Regions from separate parts of the Mus musculus genome. Here all the other regions are linked to region 3. A link is a loop called in an ENCODE intact Hi-C map of the cell type or tissue named here. Cell type or tissue: gastrocnemius. All regions are shown on one strand. Each heading gives the region's core, and the rest is flanking DNA. Links, peaks and the distances in the headings are about the cores only. Region 1 has its middle 25 kb from the start of Klrb1c. Region 2 overlaps Clec2g (C-type lectin domain family 2, member g). Region 3 overlaps LOC115490435 (a long non-coding RNA gene).

Region 1 (5,432 bases), core at 284-5,283, 76 kb before region 3:
CTCTGAATTCTCTGTATTCCTCCTTGGCTTGCGCTCTCTTGCAGTGCCCAGGGCTTTTTCTAGGTAAGCAGACACAATGGTCCAGGTAAAGAGACTGCAGAATTAGATCTCTAGTGTGCTGGTGAGGGCAGGGGAGTGTGATAAGGTCTCAGGGTGTCTGCTGGTGACCCTGTGTGCTCCGATGTTTCTTTCATTCATTTCCTTCCATTTGTCCTCATCTTTCTTCCACAGTCCGGAAGAGCCATCTGCTTTTCAGTTGGTTCACTTTGGTGTTTGTTGCATGAACTGGAAAACTCCAAAAGCCTTCAAATGCTTAAAATGTTAGTAAAACACTTCTCTGTGAGTGTTTGTGAGGACGTGTCCGGTGAACATTATTAGACTTTGAGGGGGTTAAAGGAATGAATGGGTAAATCCCTGGGCGGATTCAACATAGGATGGCATTTTGAAAGCACAGGTAAGAGATTGTGACCTGGTGGAGTCAGTAGTTAACACACAGCATATCCTAAGAGCACCATTGCACCCCGGGGCCTTCTCTGTATATCCCACTTATTGTATTTAATATGAGATGCTTCTCTTTCCTCTGTACCTTCAATTCATAATTTGTGCCCAAATTCTTACATATTTATTTTAAATTATTTAATATGTAATAATTATTTTCTTTAATAACATTTAATGTTTAATAATACTAATAATTTTTAAAAATACATTTTATTTCTTTCTTTGTTTGAGTGTTCCAGCTGCTCTACTGTGCCTTCACGTCCTGACATTCTATCTTCTACTTGCTCCATTCTCCTAAGGAAGGTTTTTCATTGAGTCTTCTCAATGTGCGCTAGGTTCACAAGAGAGCCACTGCGATGAAAATGAGAACACAGCCACTGGACTGAGTGATGCCCTTGCATGTACAGAAAACTTGCTACATCCCTTCAGCTTGCTAAGCCTTCCCGGAGGCCTTGAAGGAAGGACAAAGAGACCATAGTGCAGTTTGGTCTCTACCAAAATGCCACGGGTGACCTTGCAATACTCCCCAAGGGGTCCTCCCCTTCTTTACATAACAGCCATTTAAACTCAGCCTGTGGGTCTAGAATAGCCTTTAAAACATATGTCACCAGGCAGAGCTGTGTCTGGCTAGGGTCTGCTCTGGTCTGGTTCTCTCCACCAAGACTGGAGTCCTCACACAGTAAAAGCTGCTGCTGTCTGAAGGCGCCCCTTGTCCAGAACTGTGAGTGTCTCTAACAAATGAAATAATCAGGTTTCCAATTTTATCTCCATTTCATCCTGCATTTCCTTCAGTGTTTATACGTCTTTACTGAGTGCACCTCTCTGGTCCTAGAGAGTTCATTACTCCATTCAGCTTTTGTCTTTTCTTGGACCTCAGTCGGGACTTTATTCCTGTCCTCTTTTAGTGCATTCAAGGGGTTGTGACCTCTTAAACCCCCTTAAGCCTCAACAAGCAGACCTCAAGGCAGGAACCTGGAGGCAGGAATGGAAGCAGGGGCCACAGAGGAGTGCTGCTAACTGGCTTGTTTCCCATGGCTAGCTCCGTTTGCTTTTTCTTATAGCCCAGCACCACCTGGTTGGTTATATGACTAGAGTCAAGACAAGCTAGGAAGGACCATGCCCTACTGCTTCATCAACCTGCCCCTTCAGTATTCACACGGTAAGGACCACGTGTGCAAACAGACATACCCAAGCTTTTGACACTTCAACAGGATGTTGTCACCCACAAAGTTCACTCTTGAGAATCACATGATAGAGTTAAAACATACAAACAAACAAACAACACACACACACATACACACAAAACCATCATGTTTTAAGAAAGTTTACAATTTTGTATAGGGCTACATCCTAACTGTTTCCAGGAACATTGTGGCCCATGGGACATGCATGCAGGGTTCTAAGTACTCATATGCTCATGTTGATGACAACAGGACCCAACCGACCATAGGGTAGAAACAACAGTCGTGGTTGCTTGCTGTCTGGAAGAATTACACAGCGACTGCTGTGTGCTCAGGACCCCACATTCTTCAGCTTTAAGAAGGAGTTAATTAGTGTCAGCCTCCCAGTTGCCATGTGAGGAAGACATTGAGAGTCCAGAGCCAGCCTCATCCCTATGTTCTAGCTCCACAAGCACAGAGGACGCTTGGGTCCTGACGACTGCAAGCATCAGACATTAGCAAGGACAGTAGGAGTCCCATCACTAGCAGAGAACACAAAACTCCCCCCAGGAGGTCAACCTAGAGGCCTGTGGAGCCTTGGTCAGTAAGCATACAAGCACAGTGGCGCCATGACAGGAAGGCTTGCCCCCGTGCGTGGGAACCCTGGCCCTACTACAGGAGTCTGGGCATGTGAGAGATCACCAAGGGGCCGTGAATAGTGAGGGGCAGCTCATCTCAGGAGCCTTTGAAAGATGAATGAGGATGAGAACGCCTGTGTCCTGGTGACACAGAGAGGTGTTCATGAAGTAGTGACAGTTATCAAAGAGAGGAGGAGGAGGAGGAGGAGGAGGAGGAGGAGGAGGAGGAGGATGGAGGAAGACTATGGGTCACCAGCAAAGGCAGCTGGTGGAGACAGAAAGTGTACCAGGCACAGTGAAGAGGAAAAGAGGTCACGATGCTAAAAGAATAGGGCAGACAGGAGAGGACAAATCTGTGTATCACATGCAGGGCGTGGAGCAGAGACTGGGAATGCGGATCTCTGTGCTGTGTCTGTTCCCTGTGAGGCCAGACAATGAGCCCTGAAGTTGATGTCTAGAGGCAGAGCCGTTGAGCGTGTAGAAGTAGAGAAATGTAACTTAAGGGTTGTAGTGGCTGAGCAGGGGTATTGTGAGGGAAAGGGAGCCTGTGAGGAAGAGAGTAGTGCGGAGTGAGGGCGTGGGTAGGCGTGTTTAAGGTGTGCTTTTGTATCTGGAGAAGCTGGTGCGAGCTAGGTGCCGGTTGCCTAGCGAGATGAGGGTGCAATGAGGTTTCGTGGGTGTTGGATTTTTAGTGGGCATGGGTACTTTATCTCATTCGGTAGCTGGTCTTTTCTTGGCGAGAAAAAAAAAATGTGTAGACCAGGCTGTCCTCGAACTCCAGATCCTCCTGCCTCTGCCTCCTTCAGCAAATCCTACCGGCCTGCGCCACCAGTACCGGCGGTTGTTCTAGCTCTTTCAAACATATTTAACTACGATCTATCATGACGTCACTAGCCCCGCCCATGGAGGAGGAGTCCGGAGCCTTAGTTGCAGTACTACGCCCTACCTTCCCGCCACCCAAACCTTAGCATTAAACAGGACTCACCAACACTCCCGAACTCATGGCCACCACCCCTTTCTCCAAGGATTCATTGCCTCAAAAGCCCTGAAGGCGCTTCTCGCTCCCTGCCGGTCTTCCCGGGAAGCGCACTCCCTCACCCTCAGGCAGCTCTGTATTCAGTCTCAACTGAGACCATTGTAAAACATCTTCAAGATTCACGCAGCCTCTTTTGCCTATTCCCGTGTCTCTGGACAGTACTTTGATGTCACAACCAAGAAGTCACCACATACAACGACATTAGTATTTTCCTCTATGTTTTGCTATCGAAATTTTAGAATGTTAGAGTTTTGTTTATCTCTTTAACTCATTCAGATTTAATTTTTGTACATGGTAAACAGTAAGACCTAAATCTGTCATTCAGTTTTTCCATCATTCGCTCAATAGACTGTAGTTGCTGTCGTCCCCCTGGACCCTGCCCCCCATGGTGTGGTTTTGGTAACCTTGTGAAAACCATGTTACCATTACGTGAACATTTAATATTCATTGCTCTCTATTTTTCACTTTGACCTATTTTTCCTCTATGTCAGTATCTCATATTTACTTCATTATTATAGGTTACTAGTGTGTTTTCAAATAAGCCCACAGCTTTGTACATATTTGAAGTGTTTTGAACGATTCAACTCCCATGCAGTTCTAGAAGACATTATTAGTGTTTGATAGGGAATGCTTTGAACCTGTAGATCACTGTTAGTCTGACCATCTCAACAATATTCCTCATTCAACTCATTAACCCAAGACGCCATTTATTAGTGTTTGCTTTAACTTCATGCAGCAATGTTTTCTGACTCTCATTATGTGAAACATTCCCATTTATAATTTGGTTTATTCCTAAATTATTCAGTCTGTTTCCTGGTATTGTTAGTGGAATTATTTAAGCTTTCCCCTAACATTGCTCATTGTTGGTGATGTATACTGGTGACTGTAATGATTTAAATAAGAAATGTCCTGCACAGTCTTGAGCATTTGAACACTGGATTTAGGAGGTGTGGCCTTGCTGGAAGAGTATGTCACATGTCACTGGGGACAGGCTTTGAGACTGTAAGGTCCCGCCTTACTTCCAGTTGTCTCTCTCTGTTTCCTGCTTGTGCTTCAAGATTTGAGCTCTTAGCATCCTGTTCCAGCCATCATGCCTGCTTGCTGGCTCTGCCCTGCTAATATAGATTCTAATCTTTTGGAAATATAAGCCAAAATTAACTCTTTCTTTTATAGATTGCCTTGGACATGATGTTTTATACTGAAAGACTCCTAGAGGAGCCCCTCGCTCAGGCCTCGGGACAGTAGTGGACACCCAAGAACTCACGATAGACCAAGGTTGATGTAAACCACATGAGGCTTTATTCAGGGAAAGCCAGAGCTCTGGGGACAACTCGTATCCCACGCAGGGGTAGAGGAGTTGACCCCGAGGGGAAAGAGGTCCCAGTTTTTATAGGCCCTCAGGGGAGAAAGGAGTAAGAGGAGTAGGGGATTTCCAGATCTAAACAATGTCTATTCTCAAGAAATGGGTATGGGAGGGGTACAAGGAAAGAGTCTGGTGCAGGTGTAACAACTCAGGATTGGCCGAGCTGTGGTTGCTGGGGAGATTTTCTGACTCTTCCCCAGCAACCAATATAGCAAACACCTGGCAATGGGCTTCATCAGTGGGCACACACATGGGTTCAAGGAATGGTCAAAACATTGGCAGACACACAGGTTCCAGGAGTGGCCAGAGCACTGTGCACCTCTATTTTTCTAAATCAGTGAAGCTAGTTCTGCTAACAGTGACATCTATCTTGCCAATTTCAGGGCTTCTGTGACCTTTTACATTCTGTCAGGATCTTTCAATCCCAGCATCAGAAAAGTAAATGATATAGTGGCCAATTTCTGCATTGGACAGAAATCGAGGATGTGGACCTATTTAGAAATAGTTCTTTGTGAAGAATCCAGTCTGCGTTGCCAGGAAATCGCAGTTCAGTTCACTCACGTCAGCAGTGGCAGCTCAATCCACTCACAAACACCACTACAGATCTGCAATGACAGCGCAATCCAGAAAAAACTGCAAGGTTCTGAGCAAAGAGGGGCAAGGTGAACCAACACCAGACAGCACTGTCAGCGAAGACCAGCAACGGCAAAGCCCAACATGTCCAGCAAAGAGTGGCA
Region 2 (5,432 bases), core at 237-5,236, 100 kb after region 3:
GGGGAATTTTGAGCCGTTCTGTTGCTGGTCCACAGAGCGAGACAGGCATGCATGCATATTTTGTTAAGGCACCAGGCAAGTGCCTAGTCCAGGGGCGTGGCATGTGCATGCAGCCTGAATAGCACAGATTGTAAGGAGTCACAATAACAGCTTGCACACCCCAGGTAGCTCAGGTGGTGATGGTGTCATGGGGTTGGGGTGGTTCTGGGGTGTGCAGGGCTCATACACATGTAGGTGGGGAGGGGCTTCCTCCTAGCAGCCAGAAGCTCTGGCACAGTGCTTCCAGCTGCAGGCTGGTGCTGCCCTATCTCACCTAGTGGGTAAGGGAAGGGAAGTACCTGAGGTAGCTTTCAGTCTCCTAGCAAATTGTGCAATATCCCAACAGCAGGCAGCTCATGCTCATTTCATGAGTCATGAGCAGAGTGGGTGGGAGGAGAGTGAGAGAGAGTGAGAGAGAAGAGAGAGAAGACAGAGAGAGAGAGAGAGAGAGAGAGAGAGAGAGAGAGAGAGAGACCCATGCACAGGCACGTGTGCATGGGAATGAGCACAAATAGCAGGGCAGACAGAGTTCCTGGCAGGAAGCAAGGGGCAGGGCCAGACCTGCTTTTCACTTGGTGAACCAGGAACAGACCAAATAGCAAGAGAATGAGGGTATTCCCAGCTGGCAGCAGCCACCACCGCAGGGGGGCTGTTAGCAAGCAAACTATGGAGGGGTGGGGGTGGGGGTGGGGATGGATTACTATCTAGAGAGTTGTTTTAAAGTGCCAGTTTAGTGGCCATGTAGAGATAGTCCAGGAAATCCCAGTAAATAGGGACAAGGCAGCGAAGACCAACCCATGGATGAGAATATTATCTTACACCTACAAGCATCCTAAGGATACTATTAATAACCAGAGAGGCTGACAGGCAGACCAGACAACCAGGTCATCACATGATGGGCTGGGGCCTAAGCTCTGGGCAGGTGCCATGAGCAACAGAGAGCAGTTCACCCAGTCCTGGGATTTCTCAACAGATAGAAAGGAACCTTCCCAGAGGAGAGGGGGAAATCTCACCAAAGGGAAAGTGTCCTAGGGAAGCACCAGGGTAGCTCCAAGCTCAAGAGCTCTCCTCGGGACCGTGGGGACATTTACACTGGCCAGTGTGGGCAGGTTGCTTACCAGTTCTCACAGGTTTGGGCTAGTGAGCATTGGCTCTCCATGTGGTTGCAGGAAGGATGCAGGGAGGATGTAAACCTGCTGAGTTTCTAAATCTGAGTCTCAGTACCAAATGTTGTGCTTATAAAAAGATAAGGAGGGAAGGAATTTGATTGGTGGATGTGTAGCAAGGTATGGGGGAGGGGCTGCCTCTGTGGGCCCATGGAGAGGCATCCCTTCCCCCTGAGGAACAAGCCACATGATATAGTATATTCAGGGCATGGGGAGGAGAGTTGAGAGGGTAGGAGAGAGAGAGAGAGAGAGAGAGAGAGAGACAGAGAGAGAGAGAGACAGAGAGAGAGAGAGACAGAGAGCGAGAGAGACAGAGAGAGAGAGACCTAGAGAGGGAGAGACAGAGAAGACTAGAGTAGAGGCTGGTATGAACACATAGAGAAAGGGGGGAGGGGAATGGGGTGAGAGGGGGGAAGGGCCAAGATTACATGGTGAGAGCAAGAAGGCAAGAGAGCAAGAGAGCAGAGGAGGGGAGCAGCCTCTTTTATAGTGAGTCAGGCACACCAGGTGTTGCCAGGTAACTGTGGGGCAGAGCTTAGACAAAAGGTAAACACCACTAATGTAAGAATAGTCATGAATTCAGAAATTTGAAAGCAGCCGAAAATAAAACATCTGCTTATATTTTGCAGAAGGTTTTCTAAAAAGCCAATGGAAAACTTGTAGATTCGATTAGCTCAAGCAGAAATAAGTTGATGACAATTGAGCTATCAGATAAAAACAAAACAAAACACTACAACTATGTGATCAGACTCTTAAGCTCCTAAAATAAGCTGGACTACAGCTGGTTTTATGGCTTACTTTAGAGCTTGCTGAGAGCCCTAAGCGGGAAAACATTTGGACAAAGTGAGAGATGATCAGGGGCAAGTATATGGTCAAATTTTTCCTTTGTAATGCCCCTGCCTCAGTGCTCAGTCATATTGATTAACACTGTCAACATTGGTGGATATTTGTGTTGTGAATTTAACAAACATTGGTAATTAAAAAATATTTTTTTATTATTCTTTAATCTTCTTTTACAATCCAGTAGTTATCCCATTCCCAGTCTGCCCTCCAACTGTTCCTCATCCCATTCCTCCTCCCTTGAGTTCAAAAGGATAGCCCCACCCCTCAACCCCCATACCACCAAACCTCCCCACATTCTGGGGCCTCAAGTCTCTAGAGGGTTAGGTGCACCTCCTCTCACTGAGGCCATACCAGGCAGTCCTATGCTACCTGTGTGTCGGGGCCTCATATCAGCTAGTCTATGCTGCCTGGTTGGTAGCTCAGTGTCTGAGAAATTTTGGGGGTCCAGGTTATTTGAGACTGCTGGTCTTCCTATGGGGTAGTCCTTCTCAGCTTCTTCCAGCCTTTCCTTTATTCAACAACAGGGGTCAGCAGCTTCTGTCCATTGGTTGGGTCTAAGTATATGCATCAGGGTCTTTCAGGTGTTCTTTGAGGGCAGTCATGATAAGCTCCTGTCTGTAAGCACACCATAGCATCAGTAATATTGTGTCAGGCCTTGGAGCCTCCTCTAGAGCTGGATCCCAATTTGGGCTGGTCACTGAATCTCCTTTACCTCAGTCTCTTCTCCATTTTTGTCCCTGCAGTTCTTTTAGACAAGAATAATTCGGGGTCATAGTTTTTGACCCCATCCACTTGATGCCCTGTCTTTCTACTGGAGGTAGAGTCTACAAGTTCCCTCTCCCCACTGTTAGGCATTTTGTCTAGGGTCCCTCCCTTTTAGTCCTGATTGTCTCTCACCTCCCAGGTCTGTGGTAATTCTAGAAGTCCCCAACCCCCACCCCTGGCTAACCTCCTGCATACCCAGATTGCCTGTTTCTATTCTTTCTGCCTGCCCTCAGGGCTTTGACCCTGTTAACCCACTAATACCTGATCATACTCCCCTTTTCCCCTCCCTGTCCCCTCTCCAACCAAGGTGCCTCCTCCCTCTGCCTCTTGTAGTTGCTTTCTTCTTCCTCCCAAGTGGTATTGAGGCATCCACACTTGGGCCCCTCAGTTTGTTAACCTTGACTTCTATCCTGGGCATTCTGTACTTTTTTTGGCTAATATAAACTTATTAGTGAGTACACAGCATTAAGAATCTCTAAAGTCACTGCCAATACTCATAATGATGGAAACACAGATTTTCATGTCTTCTTGTGTGAATATGTGGGTAGGAGGGCCAGAGCATATAATATGTATATTCTCATTTGCAGAAAGTAGTGATGTGTTTTCAACTGCCTTTTTCCAATCCCAGTAGCAATGAACATATATAATGCCATTGCATGTTCAAATATTTGGCCCATTCTAAATCTTTTTTTCTTTTTAAATAATTGAAATCTCCAAACTATCAGAATGCTCTAGATACAACTTCTTGTTGATCTATATCTTACAACAATTGCAAATTAACTTTGTAGAACACGGAAAAGAAGGATTTCTTTTTTTGTTTTTTGTTTGATTTTTGAATTAGAGCAACGTATGTATATTTCATTTTAAGCTAATGTGGATAAGGATTTTGATATTACACATGAGATATTTTTATTCAAGGCAAGTTCACAGAGATTTTTCTTTTTAATTTTCCTCAGATAGTTTTATAGCCCTAGGCTTCATGTTTGAGTTGCCTTTTGTAGGAGGAGGTGGGAGAGAGTGAGACACAGTACAGTGTGCGCAGCAAGGCCAGGGTCAACCTCCTGGGATAACTATAAGTTAGGCCCACATGTCAGACTTACTTCTCAAGTTATTTTATTATTTTTTTGTATTTTTCTTTTATTATTATTATGGTTATCATTATTACTATTAATTAGGTTCATGTATCTACGATTTCACCAAAGCCACACTTATGTCTTTGTTTCTGTCACTCTGATGTGGTGGTATCACTTCTGCAAATTTGGCCTCATTTTCTAAATTGTTCAGCTAGACTGATTCTATTCCCTTTTCATGCAATTTAAAATTTGCTTTGTGCTAGAGAGATGGCATGTGGCTAAAAGCACTGACTACTCTTTTGGGGAACCTAGGTTCGGTTCCCAGTGTCCTCATGGCCCCTCACAACCGTAATCTCAGCTCCAGGGAACTCAACATCCTTTCTTGTCTCCTCAGGCAGCAGGCATGCATACAGCACATACACAGACACACATGCAGGCAAATTACCCATATGCATTATATACAAATACATTTTAAATGAATAAAATTACCTTTCTGATTTTTTGAAATGCCCAATATCCACAAATGTGTTCCTTCAATTAATTTCTCACTTGCTAATAGATTTTGTTATTTTAGACTAATATTCGTTTTTCACATGATTTTGGTAGGCTTGTTAAAACATCCCCATATTTCATCCAATAGTTATGCCAGTGTGCTCTATTACACTTATGTGCCTTTATTAATTAATGTATTTATTGACTAGTTTCTTTGAGGTTGATCCTTACATAGTCCAGGTTGAGTTCAAACTTCCAATGTAGCCAAGGCTAGCCTTGTCCTCCTGACTCCAGCTTCTGCCTCCCTAGCACTGGAAATATAAAAGTGTACCAACCTGTTTGTTTCATTGACTGGAACAGGAGTTACACAGGTGGTTATGAGCTGCCCCTTTAAGAGCTGGGATTTGGAAATCAACAAGGGTCCTCTAGAAGAGCATCAACTGTTCTTAACCCCTCAGTCCTAACCAGTATATTCTGATGGAACAAAATCTATGGATAGCTTGGTTGTTGTTTGCTTTCAACCTGATCTTTACTCCTTCTGTTTCTTGCCTCTTCATTTACCCTTAGTTCAATGACTGGACGACTCCATGTTTTCTTTTCCTCTAGTCTTCTGTGAGTGATGACATCATTTATAGACCAGGACCTTCTGTAAAGGGGTTTGCAGTGGGTGAATACAAGCAAAATCTACACATAATTGTTAAATGTTTCTTGAGATTGATATTCTCATATTAATATTTTTTAAGTAAAATGGTTCAAGAAAAATGTCTCAGAATCGTCTCCCCCAAGTATTCTGCTCTGCTTTACTGCCTCTGTGGAGTGATCATGGTCCTCACTGTAGCTGTAGTTGCTCATTTTTTTGCTTTCAGAGGCAAGTGACTTATTGTACAAATTCTGTGGTATTCTGTCCACCTTAACATTGTCAGTTATGTTCAATGACCACTGTGAAACAGGCATTGTGGGAAGGACTCTAAAGAAAACACAGTGGAAGTTCCTGTTCTCTGGAAACTTAGGTTTGATCAGGAAGATGCTGAGAAGGAATAGCACAGGCTGTGAT
Region 3 (5,432 bases), core at 106-5,105:
GAGAGTCCCAAGCTAGCATCCAATCAGCTTCGGCTTTGTAATTATGGTCGGTAGGCATGGTAACCATTAGTGTATTAATGGGTCAATAACACTTGCCTGATGTCTGTGGGGATAGAGTGTTACAGTTCCCTTTGCTGGATCCAGGTGCTCTTAATCCTAGCACTCTGAAGCAGAGGCAGGCAGACCTCTGTGAATTGGAAGAGAGAAATCACACAAACCAGTTTCTGTGTCATTTATCATTACGTATTCATGGTGAATACACAAACTACATGCATGCAAATACTGTAAATAGTCTTGTTAGCTTCCCAGAACACTCCTGAGAGCTAGGCGCTGCAGGTTCTCTTCTGTAGCTCCTCCTGGCCCTTTATTCTTCAGCCTCCCCTTCCTGCTTCTTAGCCAACTTTCTTCTCAAACAGTTCCTCTGGCTTTCTTTAACTATCAAGCCAGAGCCCAGTGGCTGATTTCAAAGCCTTAGGAAGAGACAACTCCGCTGTCCCTACTTCTGCCCTTCAGCCTCTACTGTCCTGCCTAGAATCACCCAGGAGACCCGGCTCAGGGCACATCTGTGAGAGATTGTCCAGGCTAAGGTTACCCTCTGAGAAGGCATTTGAGGGATCTTCTCAGCAACATTAATGGGTGTGGGAAGATCCATCTTAACAATGGGGAAGACCATTTCTGGGTGAGGCACAGGAGGGGAAGGGGGAGAAGGAGGGGGAGGGGAGAATGAGCCCAGGAATACACGCAGGAATTCACACTTCTGTTTCCTGACTGTGGACATGAAGTTCCCTACCACTTCAAGCTCCTGCTGCCTTGATTTCCACCATGGTGGGCTGTACATTCAAATGGACCAAACTAAACCTGTCTTTTTTTTCTAAGTTTCCTTTGTCAGGATATTTTGTCGAAGCAACTAGAAACAAAGTGAAGACAATCAACTCTTGCTGGCTCTAAAACAAGAATATTGAATTTTGTTCACAAGCAGAATCTTTCGTTTTAAAGCTCGTTACTGTTCAGAACACGTTGCCTCAGTCAAGTATAGAGCATATAAAGATGTGGAGATCCTGAATCCATCCCTGGCAAGGAAACCTAAAGCTGAGACTTAGAGTGATGGTCGCCATTTGCTGGTGGGCTCCTTGAAGGAGATGTGGCATGCTGGGGGAGGGCCGGCAAGAACCAGCAGTGTCAAGAAAAGCGTGGGGAATTGAAGTGTGTGAACCGAGCGAAGAGCGTAGGTTTGAAGCGAAATTAAGTGGAGTCTTGTCGGAGTGTTGAATTCTTTATTCCATTGAAAAAAGAAAAACATCTAGTAGCTTGCATCATCAAAATAAGTTTCGAGTACTCAATTAACTGAGCCGAAGTTTGCCGGCTCTGGTGGCGCAGGCCGGTAGGATTTGCTGAAGGAGGCAGAGGCAGGAGGATCTGGAGTTCGAGGACAGCCTGGTCTACACATTTTTTTTTCCTCCCAGTTTCAACAAAACCACAAATCCACGGCTCCACTGCGCCCCGAAACAAACTTCCAACCTCCACAAGGCCTCTTTTTATGTTTCTTCCTCCTGAAATCTGATCGGCTACTCGCACCCCAACCCGAACCAGCTTCTTCAGCCGCACCGGCTACTGCTCCACGCTGCTTACAAACCTTTATCCACGCACACGTCCGACCCTCACGCCTGCCCACGCCGCACTCCACACCCCTCTCTTCCCTACAGGCCTTCTCTACAATCCGCCTGCTTAGCCCTCTCGCGACCCTTTTCTACAGTTCTGCACGTGCGGAACGAGTCAGCAGCCACCGTTCAGAGAAAATGTTCGCTGCAAAGAGTCCGTTTTTTCTCGCTTCGAGTGTTCGGTTTTATGTACAAAGAAAGAAAGTGAGGATTACTTAGAGTCAGAAACAGGCTCAGCGGAAGCGCGGTTGCGCAACGCCTAACTTGCTACTTCAGGGAAAGAATACAGGGCGTCGTCGGGCTGGAGAGATGGCTCAGCCGTTAAAGGCTAGGCTCACAACCAAAAATATAAGAGTTCGGTTCCCAGCACCCACGGCTGTCTCTCCAGCCACCTTTTTTGTCGGACACCGCACCCACACACACAGACTACTAATATAGATAAAAGACAACTCTTAGAAAATGTTATCGGCTGTAACGAAATGGAAAACAATGATTTAAATAAAGCAAACAAGCAAGTAAAGAACTAACGTTCCACACCCTGCGTATGGCCGGAGGATTTGCGCGCTGGCGTCTGCCCTAGTCACTTAGCGTGATGACTTCTTTCATGCTGTTGCTAGTGACTCCAAATCAACTCGACGTCGTCCTCTCCTCCCTCCTCTCTTTACTACTCCTCTCATTTTGAAAAAAGTAGTTTTGGCATACATGGACCGCCTCAAGCACCAGGACCTAGGAACTCCTGACAGCTTTGCTCTTCTCTTGGGCTCAGCTGGCCTCAACTATTCACCAGGTTGCTTAGAGTTCTCCCTTCCCTAGATAGTTTGTGGCGATTCCATCACATCCAGGATGGGACCACTCTCCTCGTCTCTGGCAACCATTGTGTTTGTCTGCTCACTGACCGAGGTCCGGAAAGACCGACTCGTCACTGCACCTCTGGTATGCCCCCATGTGGTCAAGACCCCTAAGTGCATGGGATTCTAAGGTCTGTCAAAGGTGATGGGTGTGATACCACCTACTAGCAGGACCTAAGAGCCTCTGCTACTGTGGGATGAGGACAAAGGTGGATTGTGATTCATTCCGCCATGGACTTCCAGGCTTTTCTCAGTCAGTGGGGATGGAATGGAGGTGATTGAAACTAAACAGCTCTTCCATCCTAGATTGAAGAATTCCTGGACCTATACAGTCAACAAATATATAAATTTACTTAAAACAGTGTGTGTGTGTGTGTGTGTGTGTGTGTGTGTGTGTGCGTGCGTGTGCGTGTAAAACTCAATGCCGTGGATCTCCAGGGTGAGCTTTTTGGATGACACTGTCCTGTTGCAATGTCCAAGGCCGGACATACTTGTTTGCACACCTGGTCCTCACTCACTATGTCAACACGGAAGTAGGGCAGGATGCTGGCACCATCTGGCATGATAGGCGGCCCTTATTGGCTGATACTCTCTTAGCATTGGGCTCCTGTTTCACCATGTGATTTTCTTCTCAAGCATGCATCTTCTAGTGGGATGCTGCTTGCTTGAGCCCCTCACTGTCCATGACATCACCTACTCTTGGCTTAGCCTTCAAAACCACAGATTAGAGAAAATTCTTTCCACGAAAGTAGGATTATTTGTGAAGTAGAATAAACACAAGCTGGGGGTGGGGGGAGACAAGAAAGGCTGACAGCTTGGTCAATGTGACCAAAACATTATTATACGTATGCATGATCATATCACAAGGAAGCTTGTTATTTTGTATAATTAATACATTATTGCTGGGTGATGGTGGAGTATGTCTTTAACCCCAGCCTTCAGGAGGCAGAGGCAGCCAGATCTCTGTGAGTTTGAGGCCAGCTTGGTCTACAAAGTGAGTTTCAGGACAGCCAGGGCTGTTACACAGAGTAATCCTGTCTATAAATAAATAAAATAAATTATTATTAGAAGTTGAAAATGGCAATAATCAGATGTTTTCTTTTTCTTTTTGGGTTTTCGAGACAGGGTTTCTCTGTGTAGCCCTGGCTGTCCTGGAACTCACTTTGTAGACCAGGCTGGCCTCGAACTCAGAAATCTGCCTGCCTCTGCCTGACAAGTGCTGGGATTAAAGGCATGTGCCACCACTGCCCAGCTTCAGAAAAGTTTTCTTTATTTACATTACCTGGCTTCAATTATTTCATTACAATTACAAAAAAGAAATTCATATAGATTATGATTTCAAAGTGGGGAAAAACCCAAACAAATACTGTATTCAGCACAAAAACAAAACAAAACAAACAAAGGGAGTTAGGAGGTGGCTTAGCTACCAAGGATGTTATGAATTTTCAGTTTGATCCCTACAATCGAGGTGGAAATACCCATTTCCTAACCACACTCTACATTTCCCCTTGTATGGTTCCTTCTTGATGGTTATATTTGGTTTTATTGAAGTTGAAGAATTACTCCAAGATTTAGTGATTTGATATAACAAATGGTATTATAACATGACAGAGTGCAGGTCAGAAGTGTGGGGTAGCTGAGCTGGCTACTCTCACCCTAGTTTTTTTTTTTTTTTTTTTCCAAGACCCCAGTCAAGGAACATGGCAGGGCTAGAGTAATTTCAGAGAGAGATGGTAAAGGAATATGGCCAACCTAAAACAGATGGAGGGTCTCAAGTTGTTTCTTAGGGGCTGGGCTGCTTGCCTGAGAAGTGAGGTTCTGAGGTTGACACAGAGAGCATGCATGCTTGTACAGAGAGGGGGGGGAGAGGGAGGGGGAGAGAGAGAGAGAGAGAGGGAGAGAGAGGGGGGGGGGAGGGGGAGGGGGAGGGGGGAGGGGGAGAGGGAGAGGGAGAGGGAGAGGGAGAGACTGATTGGTGGGAGAGACTTCCTTTCAAATCTATGGGAATTCACAGTTTGCCCACTGAGGTTGCTTGGAGTCTCTGTTTTGCCTCTATTTCATTCCACAATCCACAGGCATATGGTAGCTTTGGCCATGTTGTCTGCTGTGATAAAGAGAATAAGGGAAATTACACCCTGGTTCTTAAAGCGCCCAGCAGTAAGGTATTCTTAATAGTTCAGTGCATTGACGACTACAGTAGTCACATGCCATGCCTGGATTTATGGGCATGTGGCAATAGTCCTAGGTGGCCTCTGTTATCTTCAGATGTCAAGGGCCCTAAGGCTGAGTGTGGGACACTTGGTCTACATAGGGTGGATGCTGTGAGAGAGGTGAGTGGATCAAGAGGGCTCAGCCTTATCCAATTAGTTAAGTGAGGGAAACTCTCTAAGTTGGGAATCTCGTTGTTGGAGACCCTGAGGTGTTTCTTTGGTAGCTATGTCTTGTCCTTGGATCTTCTCCTCTTAGTCTCTCGTTGTTCACTGCTAAGGGGGAAGCTTTGTTCTGCAGTAAGCACTCTGCTACCTCATGCCATCTCCGTGAGCCCAGAAAGAACTTATCAGGACTAAAACTTCTGATATTGAATCGAAAGAAGTGCTTCGCGCTTAAACATCTTCAGTATTATTCAAAGAGATGAAAAATACCAGGCACTGCAGAGAAACAAGCATGCGAATCCATTTTTGAACAGCACTAGCATTTTAATGCTTTCACAAAGCATTGCCGAAATTCAGAACGATACATGGTTAATTTTTCAGAATGTATGCTTAATACATCCCCTCCTACCCCCCTTTAGGTAACAAATCAGCGATGGCAAGTGTTAACTGAGAACCTTGGGCTGGCTATGAAACAATACAAGAACTGGATTTTTGTCCACACTCTCTACCCTTGGGTGGAAGGAAACTTGCTAACATTCTTTAACATTTTGCTA

What was found. A loop is a pair of places that touch in the nucleus more often than their neighbours do. Peaks named below come from ENCODE experiments on the same cell type or tissue, not always from the same donor. Only the 100,000 strongest peaks of a DNase experiment are listed, where the experiment ranks them.
Region 1: it touches region 3 in a loop (9-fold over the local background); 30 of 42 quality-filtered maps call a loop at or near these places.
Region 2: a loop joins it to region 3, with 9 times the contacts of the local background. A loop is called at or near these places in 9 of 42 quality-filtered maps.

What each region holds. Positions count from the first base shown.
Region 1 is chr6:128,761,089-128,766,520 of GRCm38, forward strand. No RefSeq gene overlaps it. Among named protein-coding and RNA genes, the nearest start is that of Klrb1c, 25 kb to the right of the region's middle. In gastrocnemius, for the core only: a CTCF peak has its summit at 3,351; DNase peaks (open chromatin) are centred at 2,340, 3,245 and 3,703; H3K4me3 peaks cover 1,600 bases; H3K27ac peaks cover 1,129 bases.
Region 2 is chr6:128,941,678-128,947,109 of GRCm38, forward strand. The region is part of intron 1 of Clec2g (C-type lectin domain family 2, member g); the gene reads left to right. Among named protein-coding and RNA genes, the nearest start is that of Clec2g, 10 kb to the left of the region's middle. In gastrocnemius, for the core only: no CTCF peak of the experiment used is centred there; no DNase peak of the experiment used is centred there.
Region 3 is chr6:128,837,093-128,842,524 of GRCm38, forward strand. LOC115490435 (a long non-coding RNA gene) reads right to left here. Exons shown (of 2, transcript XR_003956525.1): 2 at 5,178-5,432. Among named protein-coding and RNA genes, the nearest start is that of Klrb1b, 13 kb to the left of the region's middle. In gastrocnemius, for the core only: a CTCF peak has its summit at 2,605 (motif pointing left); DNase peaks (open chromatin) are centred at 615, 1,406, 1,620, 1,950 and 2 more places; H3K4me3 peaks cover 2,946 bases; H3K27ac peaks cover 2,699 bases.